Linked DNA regions of Homo sapiens: region 2 is linked to region 1. The links are chromatin loops, found by intact Hi-C in ENCODE. Cell type or tissue: chondrocyte. All regions are shown on one strand.

Evidence for each region. Peaks named below come from ENCODE experiments on the same cell type or tissue, not always from the same donor. Only the 100,000 strongest peaks of a DNase experiment are listed, where the experiment ranks them.
Region 2: it touches region 1 in a loop (2.6-fold over the local background); 17 of 110 quality-filtered maps call a loop at or near these places.

Annotation. Positions count from the first base shown.
Region 1 is chr3:169,144,982-169,152,981 of GRCh38, reverse strand. The region is part of intron 2 of MECOM (MDS1 and EVI1 complex locus); the gene reads left to right. Among named protein-coding and RNA genes, the nearest start is that of LINC01997, 150 kb to the right of the region's middle. RefSeq lists a silencer at 3,484-3,543. In chondrocyte, CTCF peaks have their summits at 3,480 (motif pointing left), 5,774 and 6,157; DNase peaks (open chromatin) are centred at 3,451 and 6,581.
Region 2 is chr3:169,759,725-169,767,724 of GRCh38, reverse strand. ACTRT3 (actin related protein T3) reads left to right here. Exons shown (of 2, transcript NM_032487.5): 2 at 1-804. The coding sequence ends at 293. It also overlaps TERC. Among named protein-coding and RNA genes, the nearest start is that of ACTRT3, 5.8 kb to the left of the region's middle. RefSeq lists promoters at 2,229-2,733, 1,867-2,733, a silencer at 2,725-2,984 and enhancers at 2,497-3,036, 3,195-3,284. In chondrocyte, CTCF peaks have their summits at 4,411 and 4,613 (motif pointing left); DNase peaks (open chromatin) are centred at 2,643 and 3,094.

The DNA.
Region 1 (8,000 bases):
TATTCACCAGAGCGGTTGTTTCAGCAAAGTACTTCATCTTAGTTTCCAAAGAGCTGCTAGTTGTTACTAAATATATTTTAAAATAGAAGCAAAAAAGAAATCTGCTCTCATTCTGGCCAAATATACTATAAAATATTAAACTGTTAAAATCTTTGGCATTTTGGAGAAAGATCAGCTAGGTGATTATGCTTGTATAGTTAATTAATAAGAAAGGAAGTAGGTAATGGTTCACTGGGGAAACTTTTGTTATCACCATGTCTATTTATGAAGGATCCCATGCTGTAGGGACAATAACGGGGTGCTAATTCTGAACGCACACAGTGCCGTCCTACAAAGACATCAAGATTTGTAGGAAATCAACCCTCCAGCAGTCCTGGCAAGCCAGACTGACCCCAGCAAATGAAAATAATCAAAAGTAATTAGAAGCGTGCTGGACTACTCCTCGGAGAGCCGAATAGGAGAGTAAACATGCCTGAATCCTCGAGCCACTGCAAAGGCCCATGTCTGAGCTGTTAGGTGCCCTGACCTTGTCCACATAAAGATGTGATTTATGAAGTGCAGGGCACAGCAGCAGGGCTTCTGTCTTCTCCTGGAGAACCAAATTACTGAGGTGGAGATTAACATGCTTTCAGTCGGGCCCATTTCCAGACCAAGGGAAATTTTTTATTTAAATTTGTTTTATCTTTAATTTCCTCTTTTCTAACAGCACACCCCAATAGATAAAAAAAATAATAATTTAAAAAAAATAAAAAAAGGCAGAGTCCACCAAGAGTCACCAGTAATCTCTCTTCAGTGCAGTTGTGATATGTGTGTGGGGCTACGGACAGTCACAGCATTTTTGTTGGTAAATTTGTATTGTGCTGGACTGTTTCACTGGATCTGTCTGATCAAAGCATCACAGAATTCACATTCATGCTTAGAGAACAAAGCTTGCAAAATACTTATTAAATTAAAAAACAGAAATTATTAAAATTAAACAGAATATCACCTTAGATTTCATGGCTTTCTGATCTAGTTTATCTTGCCTAAAGGTCATGCTTCATTACAAAGTTTACTCTATTAAATAAAAAGATTTGGGAAAAGAAATTGTGGGTGGTAGAGAATTTAGAGGAGTAGGAGAAAGACAAATTGGGAGAAATATTTATATATGAATCAGTGGGAAGTCTCTTGAGTCCTAAAAGACATACTTACATTATTTCTTATCTTTGTGTCAGTTAGGTTAGGTAAGATTTTACAAAATCCTATTCTGACATGGAAAAGGAAGCATTGATTTTCTTTTTAAACACACATCAATATCTATACACGAAGCTAATTTAATTAGCAGGCACTTATTGTTCAGCCAAATGTCAATTTCTCAGATTATTTCATGCTTCTTGACATGAACTGTATGAAACAGGATTTAACAGAATCTCCATGAATAAAACTCCACTTGAGAAATGTAAAAATGCACATGTACGTTCTTGAAAAGCTACAAAAAAATAGAGTTAAAACAAAGATGTTAGGCTTGGAGTTTAGTGTATATTTAGCCACCTCAAGAAACCCAAAGCTGCAGAATTAAGGGAATTTAGACTGAGGTTATAAAGTGCCTTCCTCTATAAACTAAAAACATAATGTCAGGGTGAATGGGAACATACTTTATTAACTTTACGGTATTGAAAACTGCCAGCAAGTTGTCTTGTTTTTAAATATTGTCCTCTGCAGAGTGTTACAGTGCTGTTTGTCCACAGGAAGCCTATTAAAAGTGGACAGTGCAGTCATTTCATCTGGCTTTGGCTGGACTGCTTTTCTTTCCTTTAATGATGTGCTGGAATGTACCATGCCCATAGGGTCTCCATTAGCAGAACTTTTACTTCTGGGACGACCATGAAGTTTAAGGCTTAAAAGAGGCATCAGTTTACAGTCTTGTGGGAATCACTTGAATACTGGAGCACTAACTTCTTACTGCTTTAACTAATATATTGACTTATTTTAAATAAACAGTTACACAATGAAGGCAGAGCCAGTGGCCTTATTGGAAATCTTTGGGCTTTTTAAAGATTCTGCAATCCACACAGCTGGGGAAGGAAGGAAGGGGCCTGAGGAGGGTTTATGCCCTTTTCAAACCAGGAAGAAAACACATTAACCTCTCCCACCCCAGCCCTGCCATCAGCCAAAGGGGGATCTTTACAACTCCTAGAAAATCTATCAGCCCACACTCAACCCTCATATTTTTCCAATGCCCTTTTCCTGGTAAACAACAATTAACAGATCAAGAAAGAAAAAATAATCATTCCTTCTGGAAAAATGTTTTTAAAATCTGGTTCTCTTTTTAAACATCACTGATGAATCATTCCATTTTTTTCTTTCCCCGAAGCTATACATTTGTTTTAGTTTGTTCTCCTACTCCATCCCCTTAATATTTAGATCATCTGTCCTGATACATGTTTGCAAATTAAAGCTGGTTTGAGATTACAGTAAAACCATTATTTTTAATAGCCCATTTCAAGGGCAGTGCTAAACACTGCAGAACACGCATGTTACTGATTACTGCTGAGCAGACAGCGGCTTTTGCAGATTAATTTGTAACTGGGAACTACTGTAAACAGATTTCACCAGAAATCCCAAGGAATAAAGGGAATTGGTGATGGTATTTGGCTCCTTGTATTTATTTATTGTTTTAGAAACCTTCTGATGGAAAGCAAGCTAACAGGGGAAGAAGCAAGCCCCTTGCAAAATCCTTTTCCTCTAACCTTCTTTCCTGTTTCATTCACTTATTGGGGAAGATGGATCAGGTCTTCTAAATAATTCTTATTTAAATAGCAAGAAGACCCTTTCATGAGAAACAAGGCCAGTCTAACTACTGTGGGATTTCAGAACCCTATCTTTAAACTTTAAGTTGTGTGAAGAAAAAGTGAGATGACTCTGCCTTTACATGAAGTTATTGTTATATACCTAAAGGAGAAAGGGAGTGGGATGGGGTGGGGGAGAGGGGAGGGAGAGACAGACAGACAGACAGACAGACAGACACACACACACACACACACACACACACACACACACACACACAGAGAGAGAGAAAGAGAGATTAAGATTTAGTGTTTTGTTAGCTTCCTTTGCCCAGGTCCTTCTGATGATTTCCTTTAGTCTTTTTCACAATTTATTCAGTGGAGAACAAGACTGATGATGACGATAATGATGATATTAATATAATAATAATGATGATGCAATGAATTCTCCATTCTTCTAGGTACATCTTCCAAGGTCTCGGAGGGTAAGCGTTCACTCTTGGTTGTATTTGGGGAAGAGAAGCTCAGACGTAGGAATAGCCTTCTCTCAGGCTGATGTCTACATGCCTGGACTGCAGTGTGCCTTCCTCTCGTAGCTCGGAAGGACGCGGAACGGCGGGCGAGGCGGAAGGCAGAGCTGTGTTGCCGGCGCCTGGCGGGCAGAGGCGGGTTCACCTGGGTGGCTGGAGCCGCCGGCGCTGCGCTTTATTTCGGAGCGCAATGCCATCTACCGGCGTCCTGCCGTACCTGCAAGTATCCAGACCTTGAAAGTCGCTCCGCCTCCCCCCACCCGAAGCCAATATAGGGGAAAAAACTCGGAGGCCCTTTCCACGAAATCCTAATTTAGCCAGGACCTGCCAATGATTCCAGACGACCTTTTGTTTTCCTACCGACGTTTCCTCGTTTTGAAAGCAGTTTTGTAAAGGGCAAGGAGGTGGGGGCCGCAGGGTTGGGGCGCTGAGCTCCCAGACCCCCTGATCAGGCCGCACTGTCTGAAGCAATCGGTTCCCCAGATTACTTGTATTTAATACACAATGCATCATAAAACAAATCCCTCATCCTGACAGGAAGAAAATAGAACAGCTCATAGCTCGAGCCGGTCCAATTTATGGCTAAATTAAAAAAAAAAAAAAAAAAAAGAAAGCTCCGACAATGGGCAAGTTGAGGGAGGGCAGGAAATCAATGGCCACGAACCAGGAGCTCTTAAAGGTTCTCAAGCGCCCAACTCTACGGGAATATCTGACCGGGTTTTAGGTTATTTACAAAGGATTTTTCCTGTCCTACCTACCACTGCTGTGCGATTTTCTCTCAAACAATGGCCATTATCTGAAATAACAGTTCAATGTCACAGATAACAGGCCACCGAAACAAATTAGTCACCACCTCTTGTCATTTTCTCTCCCCCAATCCCTCCCTTTTGCTACTATTTTTGTTTTTAAATCAATATTTTGGGAAAATATAGTTCTACTGGATTTACACGTTTATTTGCACTTGGAGAAAACAAAAAGTGGGTGGCACTTGTGTTATCCCGTTTGCAGCTAAAGTTTAACCGTCAGCACACTTTCCAGCCCCTCTTGCCCCACCTCTCCCCCGCAAGTGTCCCTAGACTCGCTTACTTTGCTTAACTTTCCATTGTTGAGCTGGGGAGTTGGATTTTGTCCATTTGTTTTTATGAATGGAGTTTTGTGATAAAAACGCGTTTACTTCCATTTAGCCAGTGGGATTTACTAAATCTTACAAAGTTGGCCATGAATAAATCTGTAGACCCTTTTGTTTTGCTATGTATCCCCTGTATTCTTTCTTCCAATGTCTTTTCTACAATGTATTGGTTTAAATGTACCCAAGGTATATTAGAAAGTTATTAAACATAGGATAGTACCGATTACTAAAAGCAGCATTTATGATGTTAAACGTTCAAAAATAATCTGAGTCGTCAAATTGCTTATTGCACGTTTTGGCGTTCAAGGTGTTTTAATTAATGTATCAAAGAAAATGGCAAAGACTCACCAGACAGTCATCAATCTCTCTAAACCCATAATATGCTGTTTGGGCGGGTTATATGCCAATAATTTTTCAGATTTTAAAATATCTTTAAAGAAAAATATGGTTTGAAAATTTTGCACGCCCTTCCTCTGACCTAGCTACAAGAATGAAGGGAATAAATTAGAGTATGAGTTTCAATTAAAAAAATTTTTTTTAATGCTTAGCAGAAAACTGGAAATGTACATGTCAACTTTTCACTCTTGAGGTTGCTGTTTTCTGAGAATTTCTAAACTATTTATATTTAGTCTGAACTAGCGTCCCTATACCCTAAGCTTTATCCTCCCCACTCCAGCACTACCTCTCCCCCCTACCCCCGCCCCCTCCTGCCTCGGTGCACACACCCTCACACCCCTGAAAGCACTTCTCTACCCTTCCCCATCCCTCCCATCCCCCATCTCTCTCTCTCTCACACACACACATGCACACACACACTCGCGCGCACACACACACACACACACCACACTTGTGCTTTCAAGACATCGAAACGGAGGCTATTTCCCTGGGGAAAGAAATCCTGCCTGGCGAGATCTCCCCATTGGTTGTTTACCCGGAGAAATCTACATGTTTAAGGGGGATGGTGCATCCATAATCAGTCTGTCCCTATAGGACTTGGGTCTTGGCGACCTTTTTGTGACCTCTCCCGCCAGAGGAGGCTGCTGTCACTTTAAAAATTTAAAAGAGGAGCCCGTCTGGCTTCCGATCAGATCACTCTGGGCGGCGGGAGATAGCTCCCTTTCTCCCTCGCCCCGGGTTCTTTCTGGATGGCCGAGCAGATCCTCTTTAAAGAGACAGTTCATGAAATAGAAACCCGGCGGCTGAGCTTGGAGTTGCGAAAGGGGACGATCCCGTGAGGGTCCAGGACCCGCGAAGGCGCTGCGGAGGATCTGAAAGGGGGATAGAGCTCCCCTCGCCTCCCCAGGCCCCCCACCTTTTCAAACTCTCCTCCTCCTGCTTGTTTTCCCCCATTGGAACTGGGAAGGAGAAGTAGAAGTTTTAGTGGGTTTCAGATAACTTTCATTACACATCGGGCTGATAAGAGCAAGAGAAAGTGAGAAAAGAGGGAGGTGATGTGAACCAGAAGGAATAGCTCCGAGCTCATTTAGGAAGGGGGAAAAAGCCAAAACACACCAAACCCGGGTCACCCAGACGAAAGAAGACTTCATTTCTTGTATTAAAAATACACTGTTGGCGGACAATAAATCCGAAACGCGTGGTCCTGGAGAGCAGATCCTAGAGACGGACAAAGTTGTCAGAGACCCATTTGGAAATCGAGACGCGAGGCTTTTAAAAAATTATTATTATTATTTTTAAACATCTCTAAATGTTGCTCGGGATCGTTTGAAAGGATTTTCGTGCAGGAGCGTTGGGGGCTGCTGATTATTTTATTTTGTTTATTTTGATTCTTCTGTGAATGCCTATTATTGCTGAGTTGAGGCCATAGAAATCTAAAGGTAAGAGAACTCCTCACTTTAAAAGGAAAAAAAGTCTGGGCGATGTGAAAGTTTGTCACTTCGGACAGTTTCCTGCCGGGGCACCGTTTCTACGGGCGCCCCCCGCCCCCAGCCTTCTTTCCTCCTCGCCCGCAGTCTCGCGGAGCCCTGCTGCTTATCTACGTTGCTAAGCCGGGCGATTTCCTTGTTCCTCCTGCGAAACGGTGCGGTCTGGACACGTCTCCGGGGTGGGTCGTCCGGCCTTCGGTGGGTTTCTCTGCCGGCTTGTCGGCCTCTTTTCCTTGCGCTCTTCTCCTCCTTCCCCTCCCTCCGTGTGTCTCTGTCCGTCGGTTTCGGGGACGCACAAGGTGCGGTTGCCAAAATCTGAATTCCTGGCACTGGCCACGCGACTTTGGAGCCGCTCTCGGCCGAGTTCCACCTTGCCAAGTAACAGCTTTGCTGTCCAACATCGTGTGCTGCTTCGCGAGAAAGTCACATTCGGACCCTTTGGCTAGATTGTGGGGATTTTTTTTTTTTTCCTTTTGCTGTTGGTTTTTTGAAAGGGCCTTTCTCTAAAGTCTACCTAAACGGTTTTTTTTTAAGCTATCTTTGGAGGTTGACAGCTTTTAAAAACACAGGAGTGTGTTATATGAAATGACTGAAGATGTGTCGTTACTTTATTTTATTCGAGATTTCCGACACGATTAAGACATTTGGGAGACAAATGCAGTTCTGCTAGCAAATCAAAAGTGAATAATTCACCCAGGGGGCAAACGTTTCTGGAGAAAGCTAAGCTTTTGTCTTGGGGCAAGAATATTGAGAGGAAGAATGTTAATATGATGGTGAAATCTTTGAATAATCGTATAACAGATTAGTAAAAAGACATTCTTTGGAAATGAACCTTTTTAAAAATTAATTTTGCTGTTGACAGTGGCAATGCTAATAATGTTAACACGGAATAAAATTACACCTACAATTTTTATGTGCAGTGTATGTAATACTTAACTCCCTGCCCCTGTGAAAGGGTATGCTTGAAAGCTAAGGGGATGGATGCTTCTTGACTTTGAAATTAACAAGTTTTCCACGTCTCTCTGCAAATATGAAATGGAATTAGTATTGCATTTCACTGGCTTTATTCTATGTCCTTTATTAAATATTTCTTTGGTGTGTCAGGAGAACTGCCTTTTCTTTTTCTTTTTTTCTTTTTTTTCTTTTTTTTGCCAGTCAAGGAAACAAACAACAAAAGATCAACCAGAAACCAAACAGACTGAACAAACCAACAAAACCCAGCAACAAACTCCAACTTTTTACTATTTAAAAATGTGCATTGCTATTATTTATGTACCTTCTCAACATCTGGGATGGGGGGAAATCTCAAGTTGCCATTTGAGTTACTCAGCACTGAGAGTTGAAGAAACATCTTAAAGTTTGTAATTTTATTGATAACAAATTTTTAGAATTTGTCCTCTTAATAGAAAGGATGTTTAAGTGTACACTTCTGTCGTTGTTAGTGTGAAGAGGCATCCTTGAAAAAGAAGAGTTTGATTTCTCTCTGTGTGTGTGTGTGTGTGTGTGTGTGTGTGTGTGTGTGTGTGTGTGTTTAATAATATCCCTATCTTATGTTCGATTTTTCTTTTTTAAATTTTGGGACGACTTATTGCCCTTCAATTTCCTCATGGCCAAAGGCTTATTCATAGGGCTTCTTGACTAAAGCCCTTGGAGCACTGGGTTTTTCTTGAAGTATATGGTGAGTTAATGACTT
Region 2 (8,000 bases), 610 kb before region 1:
TCAGCAGCATAATGAAATGTGATACAGGCCTGAGGAATTCCTTCTTTTCCAATATTATCCTTGCCGGGGGATCAACCTCTTTCCCTGGTTTAGACAAGCGGTTAGTTAAGGATATAGCAAAGGTGGCTCCTGCCAACACCGCTGTGCAAGTTATAGCTCCTCCAGAAAGGAAAATATCAGTGTGGATGGGAGGTTCTATTCTTGCATCCTTGTCTGCCTTCCAGGACATGTGGATCACTGCTGCAGAATTTAAAGAAGTTGGACCCAACATAGTACACCAAAGATGCTTCTGAAATACAGATAAAATGGTTGGAAGAAAATGTTTTGAGTATATGTGACAGAAAACTTTGGATATTATATGTTTCTGGGAGAAGAGAAAATACTTCACCTATTGGGATGCCAATATTTCTGTTGTATTTCTATAATGGGTTTGGGGGATAATAATGGTGAAGCTCAAGAACAGATGTCTATTGAGTAGAACCAAGTTAAAATAATGTTTCCCATAGTGTTTCTTCTATAACTTGACGTTGGTGAGCTTATATTTCCCTTGGAAGAGAGCATTTGTGGTACAATATGCTATGTGCCAAATGAGTGATAAGATTTAAGCTTATTGAAGTTTAGGGAAAGAAGGTTGCTGTGGTGAGGAACGAGACTCCATAGCAGAGGTATGCCATCATGGAAGGGGTGGCATTGGGATGGAGCGCAGATATCCAGGCAAGCATACTAAAATGAACAAGTTGCTAAAGATGAGAATGAACAAAGCATATTCAGGGCATGTTTAATAGACTGATTTTGTTTTTAAAATTTTTGTTTATGTATGTATTTATTCATTTATTTAGTTTTAGAGGCAGAGTCTTGCCCTGTGTCCCAGGCTGGAGTGCAGTAGTGCAATCATAGCTCACTGCAGCCTCCAACTCCTGGGCTCTGCCCTCAGCCTCCCAAGTAACTGAATCCACAGGTATGCACCACCACGCCTAAGTTTAGACTGATTTTGTTCAAGTCAAGAGCTCATATAGAGCAGAACAAGCGCTATGACTAGCAAGGTTAAGTGAAGGCCAGGGACTGAAAGGCTTAAAGTGCTAAATATCCAATATGCAAAGGAGAGAAATTAAAGATTTAAAAGCAGGAGCCATAAGGAAACTATGTTATGATGAATGTGATAGTTTGGAGAATAAATTGAATGAGGAAGGCCCTGGAGATTTGGTGATCAGTTAGAAAGTTACTAGTCCACATATAAAGTGCCAAGTCTTGTACTCAAGATTATAAGCAATAGGAATTTAAAAAAAGAAATTATGAAAACTGACAAGATTTAGTGCCTACTTAGATATGAAGGGGAAAGAAGGGTTTGAGATAATGTGGGATGCTAAGAGAATGGTGGTAGTGTTGACATATAACTCAAAGCATTTAGCATCTACTCTATGTAAGGTACTGTGCTAAGTGCAATAGTGCTAAAAACAGGAGTCAGATTCTGTCCGTAAAAAACTTTACAACCTGGCAGATGCTATGAAAGAAAAAGGGGATGGGAGAGAGAGAAGGAGGGAGAGAGATGGAGAGGGAGATATTTTACTTTTCTTTCAGATCGAGGACCGACAGCGACAACTCCACGGAGTTTATCTAACTGAATACGAGTAAAACTTTTAAGATCATCCTGTCATTTATATGTAAAACTGCACTATACTGGCCATTATAAAAATTCGCGGCCGGGTGCGGTGGCTCATACCTGTAATCCCAGCACTTTGGGAGGCCGAAGCGGGTGGATCACTTGAGCCCTGGCGTTCGAGACCAGCCTGGGCAACATGGTGAAACCCCCGTCTCTACTAAAAACACAAAAACTAGCTGGGCGTGGTGGCAGGCGCCTGTAATCCCAGCTACTCAGGAGGCTGAGACACGAGAATCGCTTGAACCCGGGAGGCAGAGGTTGCAGTGAGCCGAGATCACGCCACTAGACTCCATCCAGCCTGGGCGAAAGAGCAAGACTCCGTCTCAAAAAAAAAAATCGTTACAATTTATGGTGGATTACTCCCCTCTTTTTACCTCATCAAGACACAGCACTACTTTAAAGCAAAGTCAATGATTGAAACGCCTTTCTTTCCTAATAAAAGGGAGATTCAGTCCTTAAGATTAATAATGTAGTAGTTACACTTGATTAAAGCCATCCTCTGCTCAAGGAGAGGCTGGAGAAGGCATTCTAAGGAGAAGGGGGCAGGGTAGGAACTCGGACGCATCCCACTGAGCCGAGACAAGATTCTGCTGTAGTCAGTGCTGCCTGGGAATCTATTTTCACAAAGTTCTCCAAAAAATGTGATGATCAAAACTAGGAATTAGTGTTCTGTGTCTTAGGCCCTAAAATCTTCCTGTGAATTCCATTTTTAAGGTAGTCGAGGTGAACCGCGTCTGGTCTGCAGAGGATAGAAAAAAGGCCCTCTGATACCTCAAGTTAGTTTCACCTTTAAAGAAGGTCGGAAGTAAAGACGCAAAGCCTTTCCCGGACGTGCGGAAGGGCAACGTCCTTCCTCATGGCCGGAAATGGAACTTTAATTTCCCGTTCCCCCCAACCAGCCCGCCCGAGAGAGTGACTCTCACGAGAGCCGCGAGAGTCAGCTTGGCCAATCCGTGCGGTCGGCGGCCGCTCCCTTTATAAGCCGACTCGCCCGGCAGCGCACCGGGTTGCGGAGGGTGGGCCTGGGAGGGGTGGTGGCCATTTTTTGTCTAACCCTAACTGAGAAGGGCGTAGGCGCCGTGCTTTTGCTCCCCGCGCGCTGTTTTTCTCGCTGACTTTCAGCGGGCGGAAAAGCCTCGGCCTGCCGCCTTCCACCGTTCATTCTAGAGCAAACAAAAAATGTCAGCTGCTGGCCCGTTCGCCCCTCCCGGGGACCTGCGGCGGGTCGCCTGCCCAGCCCCCGAACCCCGCCTGGAGGCCGCGGTCGGCCCGGGGCTTCTCCGGAGGCACCCACTGCCACCGCGAAGAGTTGGGCTCTGTCAGCCGCGGGTCTCTCGGGGGCGAGGGCGAGGTTCAGGCCTTTCAGGCCGCAGGAAGAGGAACGGAGCGAGTCCCCGCGCGCGGCGCGATTCCCTGAGCTGTGGGACGTGCACCCAGGACTCGGCTCACACATGCAGTTCGCTTTCCTGTTGGTGGGGGGAACGCCGATCGTGCGCATCCGTCACCCCTCGCCGGCAATGGGGGCTTGTGAACCCCCAAACCTGACTGACTGGGCCAGTGTGCTGCAAATTGGCAGGAGACGTGAAGGCACCTCCAAAGTCGGCCAAAATGAATGGGCAGTGAGCCGGGGTTGCCTGGAGCCGTTCCTGCGTGGGTTCTCCCGTCTTCCGCTTTTTGTTGCCTTTTATGGTTGTATTACAACTTAGTTCCTGCTCTGCAGATTTTGTTGAGGTTTTTGCTTCTCCCAAGGTAGATCTCGACCAGTCCCCTCAACGGGGTGTGGGAGAACAGTCATTTTTTTTTGAGAGATCATTTAACATTTAATGAATATTTAATTAGAAGATCTAAATGAACATTGGAAATTGTGTTCCTTTAATGGTCATCGGTTTATGCCAGAGGTTAGAAGTTTCTTTTTTGAAAAATTAGACCTTGGCGATGACCTTGAGCAGTAGGATATAACCCCCACAAGCTTAGCGTTCCAATAACGGAACACTAGGCATAATGAAAGACGGAAAAGAAATTTATTCCACACCCCCCACCCCCAACCCTCCCAGCCGGCAGTCTCCCACAAGAATTGGCTCTGATTTCCTTTAAGAAAATAAGCTAATGGCCCACTAGGTTGAAAGAAACAAACAGGCCATTCTGCCCACTTATCACGACAAGGTAATTCCGTCCCAAATCCATACCTTCAATTCCTTAGGATCATCTGGGGGTAGTTGCCAAGAGAGAGAGCAGCCAGGGGTGTGTATATAAAGGCCCACCTTTAGGGTGATAGCCTGAATCCTGATGATTGAAAGTCAGAAGTCAAGACCATGTCAGTAAATTTATGAACATGTATATTTGTAGCTTTTTAACCTATTACCTAAGTAGGTCCCCTGGAATTGTCTAGCAGATACATTTCTTAGCACTATTAGAATTAAGAAATGTAAAAAAACCTCTAGAGTCCACTGTTGCTGGTAATGTTCTCTAAATAAGGAAAAATATTTTTCCTATCAGCATGGTTTTGTGGAAAAGTAAGGAATGATTTTGCCAAGAACTTGTCTAGAGTCTTGAGGAAGTAGCTCAGCTTCAGTAAGCCTCAGTTTACTCAAGGTGATCTAAGATCGCTTTTTCTTCTCTTTCTTTTGAGACGGAGTCCCACTCTGTCACCCAGAGCTGGAGTGCAGTGTCCCCATCTTGGCTCACTGCAACCTCTGCCTCCTCGGTTTCTAGCGATTTTCTCTCAGCCTCCCAAGTAGCTGGGTTTACAGGCACACACCACCATACCCGGCTGATTTTTTTGTATTTTCAGTAAAGTTGGGCAGGCTGGCCTCGAACTCCTGACCTCAGGTGATCCGCCCGCTTCTGCCTCCCAAAGTGCTGGGATTACAGGCGTGAGCCACCGTGCGGGGACTAAGATCCCTTTTGCAAGGGCGGGGACTCCTTGAACTACAGACAAGTGCATGTCTTTTGTTCTTACTCCATCTAGTGGTACTTTTGCTTCTCCACATTTACAACATTTGTGGTGGTGCAGGGCCGTGAAGCAAGAATGGCCACAGACTGGGAATGTTTTTCTTTCATTTTTAAAAAGAAAACAGTGATTTAATACATTCAATTTAAAAATAAGTCCATAGTTGTTTTCTAGCTCATATTTGAAGTCGTCCCTCTGACATGTCTATTACAAACAGTCCAAAGGACAATTCTTAGTATTATAAACATTAAATATATTGTTTCTTTTTGGTAAAATGATTAAGTTATATAATTCTAGAGTAAAGACGGCCAGTCATCCTGGATGACCATACAGGTCATCCAGTGAGATAATTTATGTGAAAACTTTCTGTACATAATAATTATTGCAAAAGTGACTTCTTACTGCCACCGATTTGAGTGACTCTAGCAGATGAAGAAACTGCTGCGGAGAGGGGTTTTAGTTACTTGCCTAAGTTATTTACTTGCCTAAGTTAATTTTTTTGCAGAGTTGTGACCAGAAGCTAGGCTTCCCAAGTTCTAGTCCAGTGTTCTGTTCACTGTATTGCACCCTAAGTCTTTGTTGGTTAACCTGGGGCAGATGGTTAGCATTAACTCCATCGTCACTTTCTGGTTTAAAATAAAATAACCTCCTTAATGGTTGTAACCTTGGTTTCCACCCCACATCCACTCCCGCCCTAATACTCTTCGATGTGATTTTGTGCTGTGTGTGTTTCACTTTTTTACAAGTACAGTTGATTCTAGTTATTTGCAGTAGTTACATTCTGTGAAGCCTCTGTGAACACTGGATTAGTGAATACTGAACCATTGCTCCCAGAGGAATTACGGGATTAGGTTCCTGGGAACATTCGGTCACAACATTTTTGTCAAAGAATCGATACATAATCTTGTGTGTGTTTCTGTTAAAGACATCCTAAAGTATGTTGTTGATTCATTAGCACTGAACTCATATTCAACAACACTATCACTTAAGCCTGAATGAAGGCTAACACAAGTATTTTTTTTCTGTAAGACACATCACAGCTTTCTTGTGCTTAGGAACGCTAGACAGCACTTAAGCACTATGATTGGGGGTCATTTTAAACAGCACAGTCACCAACTAAAAGCATACAAATGTGAAAAACTTGCCATTAAATAGACCAGAAATAGGACACTTGTTTATAGTGTCCTTTTTGGACTACAAAGGCAAAAGAGAACCTATGTGTTGGGGAAATCAAACTTTTCAGGGCTCTGCACATGCCCATGAATGACTATGAAAGCACTGCAGGTATTGCTTTTGAGATTATAAACAATTTCGGTGACTAGGTGAATCCACAAATACAGAATCTATGAATATTGAGGGTTGACTGTACTTCAAGGTCTATGTGACAGCTGTATCTGAGAGAGACTACAGATGTCCACATGGTTCCTGAGGTACTTAGGGCTTGTTTCATGCCTTTTATATTATTTAAACCAGTGATTCTCAAAGGGGTATAGTGAGAGAAAGGGTATATGAAGTTTGCAAATGACGATACTTGTTCTCTTTATTTTGTTACTTAGGTTGTATTTCACATGAAGGATGTGAGAATTTTATGCGTATGAAGGAAGCATTAGCTTTAAAAATACTGAGAAACATGCTTTTTCTTTTGTCCTTCAGAATGAGGGGCTTCCTTTGTAAGGTCTGGAGTTGGTTATGGGTTTTGACTCTGAGGATGACATTGAGTTTTAATTCAGCTTGTCCTGGTTCTGCAGTCAAAAATTCCATGTTAGCCTGGCTCGAGACTTAAGAGACAAATAGATGGCACAGGCACAAGCGTGTGTACACATGCACCCACCGTCATACAAAGTGTAAGGGAGGAGTGGTTTTAAATAAGATGAGAATGAAGTGACAAAAGGTAACTGTCATTCCTTCATGTTCATTCTTTTAAGGTAATAATATGTGATGGAAGTAAAAACAGCGAAAATACCCAAGAATTAGCCCAGGATATGCAAATTTAAATGTCTGCAGTGGACAGAAAGGAAACAAAGAAGTGAATCACACTGGGAATAAGAAAATGGAGACTATAGAGATGGTAGGGAGAATGAGCTTCCCTTTTTAAGGAGGCAGCAATCTTACAGAAATTGAGCCTAAAATTGTCAGTATTGCAAGAGAAGACAAAAATTCAGATTTTTATGTCAACACCACTGATTATAGAATGTTGGTAGCTAAATTGAAATAAAATTTAAATATTATATAAGTGCATGGTAAAGAATTTGGATGGCTTTTGTTCCTGAACCCTGGGAAGTAGCCTCTAAACCCTTGGAATTCACCAAGAATGGTGGGAGTGTCTTTTCTTGGTAGGCCTCTTGGACTAGACCCAATAGTTTACACTAACGAGATGACTCATGACTGGGGGTTGGTCAGCCATGTGATTAGAGTGTTGGGGCTTTGGGCCCCATGATACTAGCCCGACCTCTTGAGAGACTTGGAGCCACATGTCTGAGCCTTATGACTAGTGATTCATCCAATCATGCCTGTAATGAAGCCCCAATAAAAACTCTGGACACACTGAAGCTTGGATGAACGTCCGTGGTTGGCAGTACTCAGTGTGCTAGGAGGAAAATGTGTCCCTGAGGACATGAGGAGAGGGACAATGGAACCTTCTTTCTGGGACCCTCCCAGACCTCACTCTATGTGTCTCTCCCTTTGGCTGGTTTTGATTTGAATCCTTTTGCTATAATAAAACCATAATAATAACTATAATAAACATCCTTTTGCTATGATAAAACTGTAATAAAACCGAAATAACACTTTCCTGAGTTCTCTAAGTCATTCTACTGAATTATGAAACTTGAAGGGGTAGTGGGAACCCCTAAATTTGTAGGCAGCTTGTCAGATGTAAGGATGGCCTGGGGACCTCCTAGCTTAGGTTGTTGATAGCTGAAGTCATTGCAATGCACCAATAAAAAAACGTTTTGAGATAAAATCTGGTCTATTATAGGCTATTAATTTGCGACCTTTGGCCTAGGCAAATTTAAGCATTCCTGAGTGCTTTCTCTAGAAGGGTGAGGGTTTGGACCATCCTACCAGTTTGAGGCCTACCCAAAATAAATGTATTTGAGAGGAGTTTACACTGGTGGTATCTGTTATAGGTTTCTGGGAATATCACTAAAGAGAAGTTTCAAAATTAAATTTTAATAATATTCTGAAAATAGTAGTGCTAATCCTTCACGTATAGGGGTTAGGGTATTTCTTCCAGTGGTTCTGCCTGAGGGGTGGGCCTGTTTTTCAGTGTCCATTCTGTCAGTCGTTATGGGATGTGAAGAGGGTTCCAAGGGTTCCACCATCACTAGGTGGAAATGAGGCAACTTTTCCCATATTTTTCCTTTACTCTGGTTTGTATCTCCCCTCCTA